2 separate regions of the Mus musculus genome follow, and region 1 is linked to region 2. The links are chromatin contacts, found by Hi-C or POLR2A ChIA-PET in ENCODE. All regions are on one chromosome and are shown on one strand. The core of a region is the stretch at or near the end of the contact, and the rest is flanking DNA. Distances in the headings are between cores, read along the strand shown. Region 1 overlaps Gm41955 (a long non-coding RNA gene). Region 2 holds the start of Elf3 (E74-like factor 3).

What was found. A loop is a pair of places that touch in the nucleus more often than their neighbours do. ChIA-PET counts read pairs that join two places held with the same protein, here RNA polymerase II (POLR2A).
Region 1: POLR2A ChIA-PET joins it to region 2 with 73 read pairs in embryonic stem cell. The contact joins the enhancer-like site here to the promoter of Elf3 in region 2. A Hi-C loop is called at or near these places in 5 of 37 maps with a recorded cell type or tissue (gastrocnemius, mouse embryonic stem cell and mouse trophoblast stem cell). POLR2A ChIA-PET finds 5 or more read pairs at or near these places in 4 of 5 experiments (Patski and embryonic stem cell).

What each region holds. Positions count from the first base shown.
Region 1 is chr1:135,192,062-135,199,087 of GRCm38, forward strand. It overlaps Gm41955 (a long non-coding RNA gene), which reads right to left. Exons shown (of 3, transcript XR_001779868.1): 2 at 212-667. Among named protein-coding and RNA genes, the nearest start is that of Gm41955, 6.5 kb to the right of the region's middle. Within about 2 kb of position 4,025, at least 1 of the 3 ENCODE cell types and tissues checked has a DNase peak (open chromatin) inside an H3K27ac peak, as active enhancers do; it is gastrocnemius, where a contact is called at or near this core.
Region 2 is chr1:135,254,771-135,262,026 of GRCm38, forward strand. Elf3 (E74-like factor 3) reads right to left here and starts at 3,702. Exons shown (of 9, transcript NM_007921.3): 1 at 3,579-3,702; 2 at 2,845-3,012; 3 at 2,235-2,456; 4 at 2,009-2,104; 5 at 1,701-1,820; 6 at 1,464-1,553; 7 at 1,205-1,321; 8 at 155-350. The coding sequence starts at 3,004.

The DNA of each region.
Region 1 (7,026 bases), core at 2,775-5,274, 62 kb before region 2:
AGTCAGTTCTCTGCTTCCACCATGTGGGTCCTGTGGATTGAGCTCAGATTGTCAGGCTTGGCAGCAAGTGCCTTTACCTGCTGAGCCATCTCGTCAGCCCAATAAAAATAAAACACACAGAGAGACTCACACACACACACCTACCTCTCCCTCTCCCTCTTTGTGTGACTGTTCCAGCAGAGGTCAGACAACCTCAGAAACGGGTTCTCACCTTCCACTTTATCTGAGACTCCTTCACCGCCATGGTGTGACATGTAGCAGGCATAGAACGCGTCTGAGGAGTCTCCTGTCCGCACAGCTCAGATGGCTGAGAGCAGAGACCACAGGTAGATGTGCTGCTGCATCTGGCTCCAGGAAGCTGCTGGAGATCTGATCTCATGCTTACATAGAAAGATCTTGGCCACTCAAGATATTTCAATGGGGGGTGGGGGGGTGGGGGAAGAAAAGTCTGGGAAGTTGGATAGCCCTGGTAGGTTGGGAAGTTGGGGAGCACTGGCAGGCTGGGTTGGCTGAGAGGATGCTCAGGCCAGCAAACCTGTGGCAATGGCTAAGCTCCTCTTCCTGGGTTCAAGTCTCAGCAGGCACATGAAGGCTCACAACTCCCAGGAACTTCATTTCCAGGGGATCCAATATCTTCTTGTGGCTTTTGTGGACACCAGGCAAAACACTCATACACATAAAATAAAAGTAAATAATTTTAAAAAGAAGGTTAAAGAACAATCCAAGAAGTGTCTTGAAATCAACCTTGGCCTCTACACACACATGAGTACACATGCACACATACATATGTTCATACACATGTGAACATGCACACATACACACACATACCATGCACACAAATGCATTATCTATAAAACCTCAGCGTTTGGGAGATGGCCTCAGGATGATCAATAATTCAAGGTTATCCTCAGCTCCACAGCAAGTTCAGACCGACTAATGTTAGACTGAGTCTTGAGAGACCCTGCCTCAAAAAAATTGAAACATCCAGGTGTGGAGTACACCTTAAGCCTAATACTCAGGAGGTAGAGGCAGGCAGATCTCTGAATTTGAGGTCAGCTTGGTCTGCAGGGGGAATTCCAGGACAGCCAGAGCTACCCTGTCTCAAGAAACAAAAATTTTAAAAATCAAAACCACAGCCGGGCAGTGGTGGCACACGCCTTTAATCCCAGCACTTGGGAGGCAGAGGCAGGCAGATCTCTGAGTTCGAGGCCAGCCTGGTCTACAAAGTGAGTTCCAGGACAGCCAGGGCTACACAGAGAAACCCTGTCTCGAAAAACCAAAAAAACAAAACAAAACAAAACAAAACCACATTAAAAAATCAAAAGAACATAAGAATTGTCTTTCTTGCTATTTTAGATGTAAATTAAAATAAGTGCACTTATCTGGAGGTATGTATGGCCCAAGGAATGCTTTCAGTAAATAGCAGCTGTTACTGGTTTACTGTTATTGTAATTAGATCTCCTACAGGATGGGCAGGGAGACTTTGATGCAGAGATAATAAAGTCAGGACCTGGGTTGAGAAACCTCAGGTTACAGCCCAAGTCCTCCAGCTTCTCCTTCACCCTCGCAGCCTCTGCAACTTACTCTGGGCTTACAGCTCCCTGAGTGCTCAACTTCCCTCAAATTAGGGCGCAGAAAATAGAGGCATCTATCTCAAAGACAGGAAGCAAAGACTGCTGGAGTCCAGTTGCTGAGGGTAGTCCTAAGGTTTTGGCCCACTGAACTCCCTGCCTGTAGGGATAACTGTAAGCTGGAACACTGACTACATGGCCAGCAGAAATGGAACAGGAAGCCCTGAACTGGCCAGCACCAGGGTGATAAGCTGAAGGGTGCTTGCCCACAAGAACCAAGGTCGGCTATGGCCTGTGTGTGGCACTTCTCCTGCTCTTCCCTCCTACTCTCCTATTGCTGGTCCTTTTGCCTTGCCCAGAAAGCGTATTCCTGGAATTCTGTGCTACCCCACCTCTCCATCCTTCATGATGGTCTTCTTAGATCACCTTTCTACCTTTCTGAGAGCTCTCTGAAAAGGGATGTAACAAAGTGTAGAACACTGGAGCTGGGTTCTGAGGTACACACCTGAAATCAAAACACTTGGAAGACTGAGGCAGGAAGATCACACATTTAAGGCCAGCTGGGCAAACAGTAAATACATTTGTTCAGTGTTGGACTCTGGGTGTAGCTCAGTCGATCGAGCTCTGGCTTCTGTTTCCAAAACCACACAAGACTGGGCAGGGTGGCTCAGGCCTGTAATCTCAGCGCCATTCCAGTACTGGGGAGGTAGAGGCAGGAGGATCAGAGGTTCAAGGCCAGCCTGGGATAAGTGAAACTGTAGCCTCCCCCAGCCTGAAGCGGGCTGGTACAAACCTTGTTACTGAGGTGGGCCCACCTGCGGTGCAGCTTTCTGACTTGGCTGGCTTCTTTTGAAGTGACAACTGCCCTGAGATTCTGCCACCTGCCAAGAGTCTGAACCTGTCTTCCTGAGAGATTCCTGAATAAACTGCCAGCCTGGCAGCCTGGAATGACTCCAGGCACCAAGAGTGGAACTGGCGACTTACTGCTAACGGCTCTGGCGGACTAGTGCTAACAATGTGGCAACAAAACATCAAGAAGCCTGGCATGGCAGGGGATGGGCTTCCCCCCTTTATAAGCACAGACTGCTAGTAAACATTGAGCCTTGAACAGGGAATCATCTTGGCTCCATTATTTCTCTGGATCTTTCAGCCCCAGCCTGCCTCCCAGGTGTACCCAGTCCTTGTAAGCGGCAGGCCGGCTTGCTACATGAAATAATTTATCAAAAACGTTTAAAGCCGGGCGTGGTGGCACATGCCTTTAATCCCAGCACCTGGGAGGCAGAGGCAAGTGGATTTCTGATTTCGAGGCCAGCCTAGTCTACAAAGTGAGTTCCAGGACAGCCTGGGCTATACAGAGAAACCCTGTCTCAAAAAACAAAACAAAACAAAACAAAACAAAACAAAACAAAAAAAAAAAAAAAAGCCGGGCGTGGTGGCGCACGCCTCTTTAATCCCAGCACTCGGGAAGCAAAGGCAGGCGGATTTCTGAGTTCGAGGCCAGCCTGGTCTACAAAGTGAATTTAAAAACTGTTTAAAATTTTTTAAGGCCAGATGAAGTGGTATTTGTCTTGAACACCATCACTGCAGAGGCAGAAGCAGTTGGATCTCTAAGAGTTGGAGCCAGACTGGTCTACACAGCTAGCCAGGGTTACATGGTGAGACCTTGTTTCAAAATTATAACAACAACAATAACAATAATGTATATACACAAGTAATACACACATTTCATATGTGTACATGTACACACGTGAGCACACACAGTTCTCTATTCCCTTTTTTTTTTTTTTTTGATTTTGGTTTTTCCAGACAGGGTTTCTCTGTGCAGCCCTGGATATCCTGGAACTCACTCTGTAGACCAGGCTGGCCTCGAACTCAGAAATCTGCCTGCCTCTGCCTCCCAAGTGCTGGGATTAAAGGCTCTATTCCCTTTCGTGCCTATCTTTCTCCATTGACTGCTTTTTTTTCCTTATCTCTCATCCCCTCCTTCCCAGTGATGGCTTCCACCTAATCCTTCAGTCAAGTCAGGAGAGACCTGAGTTTCTCCCTTGATGCGGGCAGATGAATGAGATGCCCGCTCAACCCAAGAGGCTGCTGCCAAGTGGTACAGCAGAGCTGGCCCTGCCACTTTGTCCCTTCCCGGTCAGTCTGGTTGTGGACATCTGTTTCTTTAACTGCCGATTTGTTGTGGTGGTTAATTAGCACTTATCTGGATGTCAGGCCCCTGAGGGGACACCCTGGAGCAGTCCTTATAACAGTCATCTCCTTCAGCTGGGCTTACAGTCTGAGAAAAAGAGACCAATCCTTCAGTCTTAATGTCCCCCAGCCCTGGCCTTCACCTGCGGGGCCTGGGTACCAGCCCCTTGTGCCTCTTAAGCCCTCTTGCAAGCCAGGAGCGCAAGCAGCCTGCTGCAGCTGGCCTGAACAGGACTGGACTGGGAACATCTCCAACCCCCCAGAATGGCCCAGTGTCAGTTTCAGGCCCTCATGGGGCAGGAGGAGGCTGAGGGTGGGGCTGCCAAAGTCAACAAAGCCTGTTTCCATGCGCAAGGACCTGTTTGGCACCTGCGATCCTGTTTTCCAGCCCATGAGCCTTCTCCCTGGGGTCAGCTGGAGGTCCCCTCCCTCTCGTCCCCAACTCCAAAGCTTCTCCTTCTTCATCATGAGGTCTGCTCAACTGTCCTACAGACCCAGAGACCTGTGACACACTCCAGCGTGAGCCCCATTGCCTCTAGAGCAGTGGCTCTCAGCCTTCCTAATGCTGGGGCCCTTTAATACAGTTCCTCATGTTGTGGTGAGCCCAACCATAAGCTTATTTTTGTTGCTATTTCATAACTAATTTTGCTACTGTTATGAATTATAATGTAAATCTGTGTTGTCCCAGGTCTTAGGCGACTCTTGGGAAAGGGTTGTTCAACCCCCAAAGGAGTCATGACTTCTACATTCTTGTACCAAACATCTCTCATAGTCTACAGATCAGACCCACAGTCTAGGGCTATTTGCATGAGCTTATTTATTTGTTTTTAATTCTTTTAAGATTTGCTTATTTTATGTGTGTGAGCGTTTTGGCTGCATGTGTATGTGCCTGTGTATAGTTCTAAGCTGCAACCGGGTGGATACCGGGGACTGACCAAGTCCTCAGCAAGAATGACAAGGGTTCCTAACTGCTGAGCCATCTCACCAGCCCCCATTTACATGACTTGATCTTCATCTCCTACGCTAGCATGGCCATAGCTTCTGTCCAGCTAAAGAACTCTATTTTATCTGAGGAACTTCTCCAAAGACCAATCGTCAATGGAGGCATCCAGGTCTTACTATGTAGCTGTAGCTGGCTTGGAACTCATTATGTAGATCTGGCTGGCCTCAAACTCTCTGAGGTCTCCCTGACTCTCCCCTCTCAAATGAATGCTGGGCTTAAAAGCATGTACCCTAGGCCTGGCTTTTCCTACCAGTTATTGAATCTCTGGCAGTTTTGGTTTTGGTTTTGGTTTGTCTTGTTTTTTGAGATAAGGTTTCTCAGTGAGGACGTGGCTGTCCTGGAATTCACTCTGTAGACCAGGCTGGACTTGAAGTGAGAGATCTACCCTCTTGCCTCTGCCTCCTGAGGGCTGAGATTAAAGGCAAGGCGGGAATCACTGGTGTTTTGATCTGTTACTTAGTGATTTATACCTGGTCTCATTCTTCAAAGCCCCCTCCCTCCCTCTCAATGAAAGGCCTTTTTATATTTATTTATTTTTTGCATGTGACTTTTCCCCTAGACTAAGAATTTAAGTCTTCATGCATATTAGACAAATTCTCTACTACTGAGCCCCAACCCTTAATTATTCTTCCTTATTTTTAATTAAAAAATACTTATATGTGCTGGGCGCGGTGGCGCACGCCTTTAATCCCAGCACTCGGGAGGCAGAGGCAGGCAGATTTCTGAGTTCGAGGCCAGCCTGGTCTACAGAGTGAGTTCCAGGACAGCCAGGGCTACACAGAGAAACCCTGTCTCAAAAAACAAAAAAAACAAAAACAAAAACAAAAAACGTATATGCATAGCATGTATGCCTACATGCATGTGCAGGTGCCCTCTGAGGCCAGAAGAAGGGTAGAATCCTCTGGAACTAGATTTATGAGCTGCCCAGTGTAGGTGCCGGGAACTACATCGAGTCCTCTGCAAGAACAACAAATGCTCTTAACCACTGGGCCATCCCATCAGCTTCTATTTCTTTGTTTCTGAGAGTCCATCTGCCCTACACTGACTTCAAGCTCTGCGTAGCTGAGCATGGACTTGAACTGATACTCCTACCTTCACGTCCCAGAGCTACAGCAGCACTCTAGTCTTAGTCCTGCGAAGGATGGTACCCAAGGCTTTGCGCTTGCTAGGCTTGCTCTCTACCAACAAAGGCACAGTTCCAGCCCTGGAGCCATGTTTATTCATTTTGTTAGTCAATTTATTATTTATTTACTTAAATTTAGAAACAAGGCCCCACTATGTAACCCAGCCTTGATTTACCATCCCCCTGACTTAGCCTCCCGGATATTAAGATTACAGATGCCACCCCTAAAATATCTTCAACCTAAACTCCCAGTTGCCAATACTACGGAGGTGGCTATCTCCCTTCAAGATGAGTACTAAGCTGGGCTAGATACTATCACTGAGTTGATAGTAAATATATGTGAAGCTGACGTTCAACAGTGTTTTGGTTTTTTTTTTTTTTTTTTTTTTTTTTTAATCTCCCCATCACATAAGCTGTTTTGGTTTCTGCAGGGGCAACTTTAGTAAGTTCCCAAGCCCAGCCTTGGTTCTCCTGACTCCCCCAGGGTCAAACCAGACTCCCTGGCTCACAACTGCCTCTGTCAGGGAAGAAGCCTCCGGCCACCCTCAAGCCTCCTCCTAGTCAATGCCTGCAGTCGCAGAGTGAAGAAAGAAAGCATTGATTTAACTAACAAATGCACTCAGGGTGTAGCAAGCTTGGGTACAAGTGCCACCAATCCACAGGCCTCTCCCTTGCTCAGGGAAGGACAGCAAAGCTCTTGCCGCTGCAATAGGCTGATTTGCTTGGCAAAGTCTGAGGGTGTTGTGTGGTTATATCCAGGTAAGTTGTACAGCAGCTGCAGATGGGCAAAGACAGCGCCAAGCAGGCTGCTGGTCCAAATACAGCTGTGGCTATCTCCCCACCGAGCATCCTTCTTTATTAGTCCAGATTCTCTCTCTACCCTGATACCAGTTTGCTTGCTCAGGTGTTGATACCTGGCAAAGAGGAGCCAGCCCTTCCCCAACATCAGTCTAACAGGGATAAAGATTACGGGTTTTTTGTTTGTTTTGTTTTGTTTCCGAGACAGGTCTCAAGGTGTAGCTCTGGCTGTTCTGGAACTTGGTATGACCAAGTATATCCTGAGTTCAAGGCTAAAGCAATTCAGCAGGGAGCCCCGCCTCCTCTGAGCTTGGGCTTGCTCCTTGGGCGGAGCATAA
Region 2 (7,256 bases), core at 2,452-4,951:
ATCTCTGCCCAGCGCTTTCTTCATGCTGCACGTAACCAACTACACAGGGCCACAACACTGTCCTTGTCCTCTCCATACGGGCCTCAGGCCTGTCTTGTGAAACCTAGCGGAAGCCAGTAGAGCCCAAGCAGAGGTCCCTGACGCTCACACTCACCTCATGGCTCGGCTCAGCTTCTCATAGGTCATGTTGCTGTTCTTCTTCTTCTGGCCCCAGAGTTGGGCCACGGCCTCTGAGCGAAGAAACTTGAACACACCCTCGTGCCGGTTCTCCCACTTCATGAGGCCTTCGTTGAGCTCGGGGTGGATTAGGATGTCTCGGATAAACTCCCACAGGTGAGTACCTCTGGGGGCTACAAGGGAAGATTTCCTCAGTTATCAGTCTGGGGTGCCCCTCTCCTCTAGGCGACCTGGCCTCTCCTATCCCAACGAGGCTAAGAGCCAAGGCATATGGGAGTATATGAAATGTCCTCTTAGTGATTGCTATAGTGGCTGCTTCCTTTCCTGCCCCAAAATGCAATGCGCTAGGCCGACTGCACAGAGCGCTCGATTCTCTCACCAGTTAAGGATCAAACAACTGGTTAAGATGGACAGCGACAGAGACACGCTTCTTTGTGAGGGGGCTCATGGTTCAGTGGGGACCAATGGTGGTGAGAACTTGGCACACATGGGGTCAGAGAGCTGCCTATAGCCTGAGGGACCAAGAAACAGCTTCCCGGAATTAACAGTCCCCTCGGGACAAGAAGGAAAGCAGGCCAGGAGTGCATACGTGCAGGTCTGTGTGTATGGAAGAGGCGGCAGGCAAGACCTTTGGGGTGACCTCCAGGTGGTTCAGAGCAGCTGGAGCACACAAGGCCCGAGGCTCTTTCAGCAGGCTGTGCCTGGAGTCGCAGCCACCCCAGCCTGCCTGGCTCTGAGCACCCACCAGCTGCCTCCTCCCCATCGGAAAGTTCCATCAGGCAAGACAGGGGCCAAGTACAGGGATAGTTAAAGAGGAAGAGTGTGGGAAGGCTGGACTCTCTCCATGGCCTCTCCTAGGACCCTCAGTTCCCTTCTTCTCTAAGTCCAAGCAGGCCTCTGTAAAGAGGCAGTAACAAATGCCATGGAGCCCCGTCAATGCAATGAGTTCCAGCGGCTGTGAGAGGCCAGTGGAAGCTGAAGGAATAGTATCCCTCCGCCCACAGGCCTGGCAGCCCTTAGAGCTTACCGTGCTTGCTCTTCTTGCCCTCCAGACAGTCCCAGTATTCCTTGCTCAGCTTTCTGGGACGCCCCCGTTTCCTCTTCCCGTGCTTGGGTTCCCCCTTCTTATAGTCAGGAAAGCCATCTATGGGAAGGGGGTTGGAAGGTCAAGAGAAGGTAAGGGCAGGGTGTCAACAGGGAGCCTTGCTACAGAAACTGCAGCCATAGGGCAGAGGGGAGTGGCTAGACCCCATGGACAGGACCCCCAAGAACAGCCCTCAACTCACCTCTAGGGAAGACCTTGCTCTCGGTGAGGTCCAGGTCCACATCACTTCCACCGGAGTCAGAAGCATGGGAACTCTGGGGAGTAGCGGTCCCTAGGGGTGAAAAATACCACTTCAATGCCAGGGCCAGCCTACCCAGTCACTGCCTACCCAGACTTCAGATACTGAATGAGTATTCTAAGAACTCGATGCACTCTAGGGCACTTGGAGAAGGCAGGCTGTGGCAAGGGCAGGACTTACTTGCAGTGGAGACATCAGAGCTGCCGGGGGAGGGCGCTCCAGGGCCATAGGTACTGCAGTAGTAGGGACTGGCCTGGCGGCCATCATCCAGGAGTTCCTGGGCAAAAGGACTTCCCTGATCTGAGAAAAGAAGTTAAGAGCTTAGAGAGGCCCAGGATACCAGCAAGGACAGGCACGACCCTCCAGGGACCACAGAAATGACTATGGACTTATTTTCAAGTTGGGAGAGAATATCTCTAGCACTCTGGAGGAGTTACAGATGGGACAAGACAAGCTAGGGAGGAAAAAGGGAGAAAATGGGTTCTCACCAAAGGGGCCCGAGTCGCCTAGGCTCTCTTGGAAGGACATGCCATCCTTCTCCAGCAGCTCGATGATCCAGCTGAGTTCATCAGAAGAGTTGGAGGCTGGCGGAGGCAGGGAGGGAGAGCGTCACTGACCATGGTTCCGGCAGGGGCTCGATGGCTGCACCCTCCTGCCCAAGTCCCAGCCACCTCGCTCACTCTCTAGGCCCTGTGGCTCCCAGCCTAGACTTACTGAGGTCCCGAAGCTGGGCATGGAGCTGGTCTCCCAGAGGTCCAAAGACTAGCCGCAGCTCCTCCAGCGCACAGCTGCAGAGGGTGGCTCCGTCCATGTCGCAGCGGGAGAAGTCGATGGAGCTGGCGTCATACTTGTTCTTCTCCACTTGGTAGCTGATCCACTCCAGAACCTGGGTCTTCGACCAGAACTGGGGCCGCTCGCTAGTCCAGCTTGCCTTCTCTGCAAGGTGGAGTACAGCCAGAGGATCAGTCCTGTCCCTTTGGGATCTTGTCTGAGGTCCTACACAACCCGAGGAGGGGCGGAGAGGGACAGATACATATCCACAATCACAACATGGCTAGTTCTCAAGTTCATCCTCCCTTAATCTGTCACCACAGTTCTTATATTCCCACCACCTCAGCCACTACAGTCTTCTCGGGACTAGGAACACAGTCTAGCATAAATAAGGTCTTGTTTGGGTTCTTTCCCCAGTACTACACAAACATATGAATGAATAAATCCTCCCCAGCCACTAACTCCAGGATACCCTTCCTCCCTGTCCATTTATCATCTAAGAGCCTCTCAGATCATTGGTGTCCTGTCTGTAAAGATTTTACACAGCACTCACCTGGACCTTCCAGTGTCATCTGTTGGTTGTTCAGGGTCAACACCAAGTCTTCAGTGCCAAAGGTAGTCGGAGGAGCAGGAGCCAGGGTGGGGTCTTCTGAGCTGTACATGGCGTTGAAGTAGTTACTAAAAACGTTGCTGATCTCACAGGTGGCAGCCATGAGGGCCCCTGGGAAGAGGAGACAAGGTGGGGAGGGTACAGGTCAGGGTACACTTCCATTTCTGTCTGGCAAAGCCTGGGCAGCAACAGCCGAGAGGCAGGAAGTTCAGTGTTGCTGTAGACATTCTCTCTTCAACACCCCCCCCCTCCACCACACACACACAAACACACACACACCACCACCACCACCACCACCACCACCACCACCACCACCATCACCACCAAGAGCCAGCTACTTGGGGAAGCTGAGGTTGGATGCTCTCTTGAGCCTAGAAGGGTCAGGCCAGCTGGCGCCAAACTGGGAAATTCGGCTCCGAAAAATAAAAATAATCTCAAAGCGGGTGGGACCATGATACAAATTCTTCTGGGGCTCTCTCCACAAATCACGTGGGCTCCTGAACCAAAGAAGCCACCCTGTCCCTCCAAGACACCGATCTGGTCTCTGACCAGTCCCAGAATACACCCACAGTAGCCCCAACACTCCAGCTAGGAACCTCCAAGCCTGAGTGATTAAGTTCAGAACTGTAAATCCACTGGACGGTTCCTGAAGCCAGAGTTAGGGAATGTGACCGTACCGAGGTGTGTCAGGGTTCGGTGTGGCAGGCGGGTGAGCAGGCTTCTGAGGCCACAGGAAGGGAAGAAATCTAAGCGGTCGAAGGCTCCGCAGGTAGCAGTGATGAGTGTGGCCAGGGCGCTGCCCCCACCCGCTCTAAATAGAGCAAAGCAGGAGCTCCTCCCCTCCAGGTCTTCGGCGTACGTCCCCGGTTGTAACCTGAGCTGGTGGCTCATTGGATGCTGGGGATTTCCTGGCCTTCAGACTGGGCTCCCTGTCCCAGGTGATTTGCATATTCCGTGCCACTTGGCCCAGATCCTAGCAGGCGGTGCTGGGAAATCAGGCCTGGCTGGTTTAATGATTGTCAGAATCTGTCATTCCGCACCCTCTGGGGTTGGGCCCTGGGTACTGAACTGGGCAGGTGGCGGGAACATTGCAGGGGTGGGCATCTGTGCCTTAGGCTGCCCTCTGGCCCTGGAAATTCTTCCTGGGGGCCTGGCCAGGGCTGAACTGGGGAGGAGAAAGCAAGGCAAGGAATCTGAACCGGTGGCTGGGTCAAGACTGATGCTTCCAACTGTCTAGAGGTCTAGAGACAAGAAGGGCCTGGTGAAAGTTACCGAGGCTAAGGGGTTTCCTCCACAACACCCAGAAGCTGGGATTCTGAAAGCGGCTAGGCAACACACTGGGCAACATTCACGGTCCAGTGGTGGTTTGGGTCTGATAGTCTGTCTAGTCAGCTACAGAGACCATTTGCTGGCACTTTGCCTGTCTGGAGCCCACCCAAACGCGATGGTTGCTGAAGCGGTAGAGATCAGACACTACTTCAAGTCTTCCCTTGGTGCCTGTGGCGCTCTCCTCGCCTAGGGTCGGCTGGCGGTGCTGTTTGGTTTATCCGCGAGTCTGGTCTGCTCCTGATTACCCTTCTCTCCGCCCACTCCATTAGTATCTGCCTGCTGCCCTCTAGTGGTCAGAAGCCCAACATTTGAGTCATTACAAAGACAAACAGGATGCACATGTTAATTTACTGTTTACCGGGGCCCTTAAAAAACAAAAACAAATTGGGGTGGAGGAGGGCAGCGCACATCTTTAATCCCAGCACTCCTGAAGTAGAGGTAGAAGGATTTCTGAGTTCGAGGCCAGCCTTGTCTACAGAGTGAGTTCCAGGACAGCCAGGGCTACACAGAGAAACTCTGTCTTGAAAAACTAAAACTACAGAACAAAATCCCTCTGGAGATGCAGGAAATTGAACCCAGAGCTTCTTATGCAAGCATTCTACAAATGGGTTCTAGTCCCAGGATTCTGTTCATTTTTGAAACTTTGTCTAGCTACATATACCAGGCTGGCCTCAAACTCAAGAGACAGGCTCTAGAGATGGGTTAAAGGGTAACTACCCAGACCAACACCAGAAACCTTTTTAATATAACTATCCTCATCCAAAAACATCCAATAAGCAATGTGGGGCTGCTGAGATAGCTCAGTGGATAAGGATACCTGCTGCTAAGGATGCTATGGATGGACCCGTGTTCCATCCATACATGATAAAAGGAGAAAACTGACTCCTGTAATGTGGTACTCTGACCTTTATGTGCAAGTGTACACACACATACACACTAAACAAACAAGATATACACACACACACACACATATACACACACACATGTTTGCATCTTTTTTGAGACATGGTCTTTACATAGTTCTAGCTATCCTGGGACTTACTATGTGGCTAGCCTCCAACTCAGAACTCTACCTACCTCTGCCTCCCCAGTACTGGGATTAAAGGCACGCCCACTATGCCTGGCTGTAAGCATGGTTTTAAAAATATTTTTAAAAAGCACTGTTGGACACATGTGGAGATGCATCCCTTTAATCTCTCAACTCCCAAGGCAAGTGGACCTCTGCGAGCTGAAGGCCAAGCCTGGACTACATAGTGAGTTCTAGGTTATCAAGGGCTACATAGTAGTGAGACTCTTTCAAAAGAGAGAGAGAGAGAGAGAGTGAGAGAGAGAGAGAGAGAGAGAGAGAGAGAGAAGAAAAGAAATGATATATAGTTGTTGTCTTGATAAGTGGTTTGTTCAGGCTACCAAATTTGGAAAGTGACAAGCAGTTGTTGGTGCCTTTTCCCTCTGGCTACAACCATCCCACTCAGGGAATTTTTAAAGGGATATAGTAAGTGAGAATTCCAGTCACTTACCCTGGAATGTGGGAGTACAGCTGGTAGAGCGATTATTGCCTAGCAAAAGATATGCATGTGTCTGGAATTCCAGCGCTCAGGGTCAGTCAGTCTCAGCTACATTTGAGTTTGGGGCTATCTTAGGCTACAGTAGATTGTCTCAAAAGCAAAACCATAAAATTAGCAAAGAATCGAGGGTGTGGGACTCGATAAGCCATTAGATGTCTTGCGGCTCCAACTGGTTTGTTTTGCGTTGCCTGAGGAGATAGCTTCGGAGGCTATATGAATTGAGTAAGTTCTCTACACTGAACTGTCAGCATTTCCTGCATCTACGTTATAAGATCTGTGTCTTCTCCTCTCTCCACCCCATTTACAGACACACGACCCCCAGGTAGACCTCAAACGAAAGGAGATTCCTTTCTCTTCTAGGTACCCCATTGTCCCAGGACACAATCTGCCCACCCCCATAGGCTCCACTCTTCATCTTCAGAACGACAGGCTCCTTTCCTCTAGGTCAGGGCTGCTGGAAAACCAAGGGCTCTGGGTAGGATTTTCTCTGGCCCTTCAGGGGACCTCCTCCAAGCAGCCTGAGGCAGACACACCCTCTACCCAGTCACTTACCCTGGAATGTGGGAGAACCAGCTTTTAGCCTCTTGGCTACTCACGTGCTCCTTCCCCTAAGAACACCTGGTTGGGTCTCCAGAGCAAAGAGGAAGAAGACCACAAAGAGTCCATCAGCTAGCTCCCTTGCCTTCACGGGGCTTCCGCTCAGGAGAGGCAAAGCTGCAGAAATCTTAGAGCTAGCGCATCCCCCTGAGTATTGATTCCGTCCACAGTCAAATGGAGGAGAAAAGTGAGAAAGAATTGGGTGAGGTCAGTGCCTTGGAAGGATCCAAGACTATGATGGGAGCAGCTGCGGAGCGATAGCCTGCCTATGCATGTGCTGAGCATGGCGCATGGCGGGGGAGCCTGATGCTTTTCCTCTTTAATCCTCAGTAGCACAGCTTCAACCCCAGTCCTGTAAAAGCACAAGCAGACCCAATAGGATTCCAGCAGAACCAAGACAGCTGGTGAAACAGGACACGTAACTCCCATGCTATAAACCGTGAGTGGAAGTTCACCAGTGGTGGCGCACGCCTTTAGTCCCAGCACTCAGTAGGCAGAGGCAGGCAGATCTCTTGAGTTCGAGGCTAGACTGGTCTACACAGCTAGTTCCAAGACAGCCAGGGATACACAGAGAAGCTATCTCAAAAAACAAAATATTGACAGGTCTCAGGACTGACAGGATAAGTGTGAAGGCAAGGGAAGGAAGGGGCCATGGGACAGTCCTGAGAAAGATCAGCTGTGAAGTCGGCTATGAATGTCAGCTCTCCCCCCCCCCCCTGCACTTCTGGGCCCTCTTTGGCCTGTAGCTCACAGCTGCCTCTGTTGGTGAGGCAGAGGCATCGTCATGCTTCCCACCTGTCAGAGATGGAACCTCAGCTTTGTCTCCACCTTTGTGTAGGGACAGGTGAAGCCAGATGGGGACCA